Regions from separate parts of the Homo sapiens genome. Here region 1 is linked to region 2. The links are chromatin loops, found by intact Hi-C in ENCODE. Cell type or tissue: psoas muscle. All regions are shown on one strand.

What was found. A loop is a pair of places that touch in the nucleus more often than their neighbours do. Peaks named below come from ENCODE experiments on the same cell type or tissue, not always from the same donor. Only the 100,000 strongest peaks of a DNase experiment are listed, where the experiment ranks them.
Region 1: a loop joins it to region 2, with 2.1 times the contacts of the local background. A loop is called at or near these places in 8 of 110 quality-filtered maps.

The regions. Positions count from the first base shown.
Region 1 is chr3:170,173,737-170,176,236 of GRCh38, reverse strand. All of the region lies in intron 2 of PHC3 (polyhomeotic homolog 3), which reads left to right. Among named protein-coding and RNA genes, the nearest start is that of PHC3, 6.7 kb to the left of the region's middle. In psoas muscle, no CTCF peak of the experiment used is centred here; no DNase peak of the experiment used is centred here.
Region 2 is chr3:170,103,559-170,106,058 of GRCh38, reverse strand. All of the region lies in intron 12 of PHC3 (polyhomeotic homolog 3), which reads left to right. LOC105374209 (a long non-coding RNA gene) reads right to left here. Exons shown (of 3, transcript XR_924699.3): 1 at 2,384-2,500; 2 at 257-403. Among named protein-coding and RNA genes, the nearest start is that of GPR160, 67 kb to the right of the region's middle. In psoas muscle, no CTCF peak of the experiment used is centred here; no DNase peak of the experiment used is centred here.

The sequences.
Region 1 (2,500 bases), 70 kb before region 2:
TTTTTTTTTTTGAGACCGAGTCTCGCTCTATCGCCCAGGCTGGAGTGCGGTGGCGTGATCTAGGCTCACTGCAACCTCTGCCTCCCAGGTTCAAGCGATTCTCCTGCTTCAGCCTCCAGAACAGCTGGGACTACAGGCATGTGCCAGCAGATCCAGCTAATTTTTGTATTTTTAGTAAAGATGGGGTTTCACCATATTGGTCAGGCCGGTCTCAAACTCCTGACCTTGTGATCCACCTGCCTTGGCCTCCCAAAGTGCTAGGATCACAGGCATGAGCTACCGTGCCCGGCCGGGTTTTGTTTTTTTTTTTTTTGAGACTGAGTCTTGCCCTGTAGCCCACGCTGGAGTGCAGTGGCGCGATCTTGGCTCACTGCAACCTCTGCCTCCCTGGTCCAAGCGATTCTCCTGCCTCAGCCTCCTGAGTAGCTGGGACTACAGGCACGTGCCACCACACCCAGCTAATTTTTTGTATTTTTAGTAGAGATGGGGCTTCACCATGTTAGCCAGGATGGTCTCAATCTCTTGAGCTGGTAATCCGCCCGCCTCGGCCTCCCAAAGTGCTGGGATTATAGGCGTGAGCCACTGCGCCTGGCCCCCCCCTTTTTTTTTTTTTCTTCTCTCCCTCTGTGTTGCCTAGGCTGGAGTCCAGTGGCATGATCACAACTCACGACCCCCTGGGCTCAAGTGCTCCTCCTGCTTCAGCCTCCTGAGTAGTTGAGACTACAGGCACATGTGACTATGCTTGGCTAATTTTTTTATTTTGTAGAGACAGGATCTCACTATGTCGCCCAGGCTAGTCTTGACCTTCTGGCTTTAAGCTCTCCTCCTGCCTTAGCCTCCCAAAGTGCTGGGATGAGCCACCACGCCTGACTGATAATGTGATCGCTTAATATACCATTTTGTCCTCTAGTTTTCAATTAAGCTGCATAGATTAATAAAAAATTAATAGAAAGATATGTAGATGTAGATATATCTCATAAATAGCACTGACTCTGTTTCTTATGAGACCATAGAATTGCTTCTCCCAAAATGAAATCAAATCAATATTTATTGAACTACCTAAGTAATTCTTTAATCTTCCAGCTTGCTTTTTCTGTCCTGGGAATTCTCTTCACCCTCCTTGGGTGAATAAGAATTTATAATAAATAAGAACAATTTGCTGTATCTATAACTTGTATTTACTCATTGCTGTGAGTAATTGAATAGTAGTGAAAGACTGTGCTGACAACAGAAAAAATGAGTATACTCTGACAAAAGTATGTGTCAAATAGATTGTTATTTCAGTTTGATTTTAGAATTTTTTTCCGTATACAGTCCAGTGCTTTTAGAATTTTGTTATGGAATTAGAAGAACAAATAGAGATTGATCTGACTAAAAAAGGTATATTGTTATAATTCTGAATCACTTAATGCTGGCCTATAGTCCCCTGCAGGTAGAGGTCAAAAGCTCCCATTGATTTTGTGACAGAAATTTGTATCAGGCATAGTAGTCTATAGTTGGAGAGGTGAGATATTAACACATGAAAATAAACAATAACACACAGAAATATGCTGTCTTGAAGTTTAGATAAAAGGATTCATGGCATTATGGCTCAAGATGTCCTGAGAGACCCTCAAGCTATAGGATTATGGCACTATTACTCCCTTAGCTCTTTGAAAACTCTGGTTTGATGCTGCGATTAGGGTTCTGTGCTGTTTCAGAGTCACAGTGAGCACAATGTGACTTTCGGATTTGGTTGTATAGGATTGACTTATTCTGACTTAACCTTTTGGAGAAATGTAAGAATTTTCTCTGATTTTAGTAGAGTACTTGACTTTTCTATATTTATTTATGAAGTTTCAGGCTCAGATTTTACATTTTACTAACAAATATTCACAGTAATTAACACTTTTTAAGGAATTAAGTAAGAATAGTTTTATTCAATGTTGAAGCAAAACAAGGTATTTGACATTTAAAAATTTTTTAAATTATTGAGTAATTTTCTAAAGAAGAAATAGCTTTATAATTTTATTTTTTATTTTTATTTTATTATTATTATTTTTTTGAGATGGGGTCTTGCTCTGTCGTCTAGGCTGGAGTGCAGTGGCATGATCTCTGGTCACTGCAGCCTCCACCTCCTGGGTTCAAGCAGTTCTCCCACCTGAGCCTCCTGAGTATCTGGGATTACAGGTGCATGCCACCATGCCTGGCCAAGTTTTGTATTTTTAGTAGAGACAGGGTTTCACTATGTTGGCCAGGCTAGTCTTGAACTCCTGACCTCAGGTGACCTGCCTGCCTTGGCCTCCCAAAGTGGTGGGATCACAGGCATGAGCCAACCTGCCCAGCTGCTTTGTAATTTTATATGATTATTAATAATACCTGCTCATTGTAAGATTTTCAGACATCTATAGAAGAGTATGAAGTAGAAGCTAAAAATCACCTCTAATCTAGCTACCCATCAGTGGTCTTTGAAAGTTTTCCTGTGGATTCTTTCAAATATTTTAATATAAAAATGGTATCT
Region 2 (2,500 bases):
TGTATTTTTAGTAGAGATGGGGTTTCACCATGTTCGCCAGGCTGGTCTCAAACTCCTGACCTCAGGTGATCTGCCCGCCTTGGCCTCCCAAAGTGCTGGGATTACGTGTGTGAGCCACCACGCCTGGCTGATAAATAGTATTAATAACAAAATAAATGTTTAGTCTCTTCATTAATCGTATAATTCCCAAGTTTGGTTTATGTTAAAGAACCCCACCCTAATTCCAGTAATAAATCCTAGTAATACAGATACTTACCACTAAAGTTGAAGTGTGTGCACACTATTTTGAAATTGGTTCTCTGTTCAAAAAGGTAATTATTCTTTCAAAGGATTTAAGATCTTCAGTAGGATGACTATAGCTTGTACTGTATTTCAAAATAGGTAGAAGAGAATTGGAATGGTTCTAGCATGAAGAAAAGACAAATGTTTAAGATGTGGATATCCCAAGTACACTGATTTGATCGTTACAGATTATATGAATGTATTAAATTATCACACATACCCTAAAACTATGTACATCTATTATGCATCCATAAAAAATAAATAACCTTAACCTCATGAAAAAAATTAATATAATTGCATACATCTAGGGAATTTCTTACTTGAATATTTTATTTCGTATAGGTTATTTCCAAAATATACTTAGTAAAACTTAAGTTAAATAATAGAAGTGTTTTCCTCCAAAATTGGGCTCATTGTTTTGGTTGTCAATCTGTTTTTCAAATATGCTTTGATGTTACTGATAAATCAATAATCAAATTATGTAACTCATGTTTTAACTTGAGTTTTCTAGTTTGCATATACCACAAGAAAGAACAATGGTTATCTGATTCTAAGTGATTTAAAAACTCTAAAAATTTGGGGAAAGGACTCCCTTTCAGAATATTTTAAACTTCTTGACTATTTAAAAATATTTGAGAACACTTAATGCTGCCATCAGTCTTCTCTCAGAGATGATTGCTGAGCTGTCACATTAGTATCCTTTCGATGAACCTCTTTAGCAGGGTAGGGGCCCTAACAGGGAAATGTGGATGAGAGAGGGTAGATTAGGTCAGGGAAGAACCATTGCCATTTACATGTCTGCCTAGCTGTCTTGGAAAGCTAAATATTTAGGGACAAAATATCAAGTATAAAGCTAGCCTCTTTTCTATTCTTTTCTTAACGGATAAAGAAGTTTTATCAGTTGATATAAATGGAAATCAGAAACCTACATTGCTGAGCCCACAAATGAGCACATTATGAACACAGCAGGATCTCGAATTGTTTTAGGGTAAAATGAATTGGCTATCAAGATACTTATATTTTTATGGGAAAAATAGCATATTCATTATCATAGTACTTTTTATTTCCACCTCTTGATATCTTTATAAAATGTAGGTGAGGAGAATTTGTTTTGGTGTCAGCATACTGGTTCTAGAATAGTTAGCAATAGCAAAGTTAATTGGGATTTATTCTTGTAACTTTCTTGGAGCAAAGGAATTTTGAAGGGTAGGTGTGGTGGCACATGCTTGTAATCCCAGCACTTTGGGAGGCTGAGGTGGGAAGATTGCTTGAGCCCAGGAATTTGAGACCCACCTGGGCAACATAGTGAGACCCCCATCTCTACAAAACAGATTTTTGAAAATAGGTTACCAAGGCGTTTCATATATGTAAAAATGAAACTGCATATATTTTTCCTAGCTTTGCATAGCTTTTCAGAAATTTGTTTCTTAGATCATTTCTTCTCACTCTTCTTTCTAGGGAAAGGTTGGCAAACTCACCCAGGCCAGGTCTTTCCCATTGTTCATTTTTTTGTATGGGCTCATGAGCTAAGGATGATTTTGAAATTTTTAGTTTGTTGGGAAAAAAATCAAAATAATATTTCATGATACATGAAAATTATGTGAAATTCAAATTTTACTGTTATTGTTACTGAAAATTTTACTAGAACACAACCATGCTTATTCAATATTTTCTATTTATTTTTTATTTTTTTATTTTTATTGTTTTGAGTCAGGGTCTGGCTCTGTCACCTGTGCTGGAGTGCAGTGGCGCTATCACAGCTCACTACAACCTTGGCCTCCTGGGCTCAAGCCATCCACCCACCTTAGCCTTCTAAGTAGCTGGGACTACAGGTGTGTGCCAGCACACCTGGCTAGTTTTTGTATTTTGGGTAGAGACGGGTTTTCACCGTGTTGGCCTTGAACTGGTCTTGCCATTTACTGGTCTTGAACTCTGGAGCTTAAGTAATCCACCCACCTTGGCCTCCCAAAGTGCTGGGATTACAGGTGTGAGCCACTGGGCCTGGCTCAGGGTATTTTCAATGGCTGCTTTCACACTACAGTGGCAGAGGTGGGTAGTTGTGACAGAAACTTATATGGCCCATGAAACTTAAAATATTTACCATCTAGTCCTTTGTAGAAAAAGTTTGCCAGTCCTGGTTCCAGGGCTTTAGGATCCATTAAAAGACATAGGATTCTTTTAAGCTGTCATCATGTCTTATAAAGGTCTATGTTCAAAA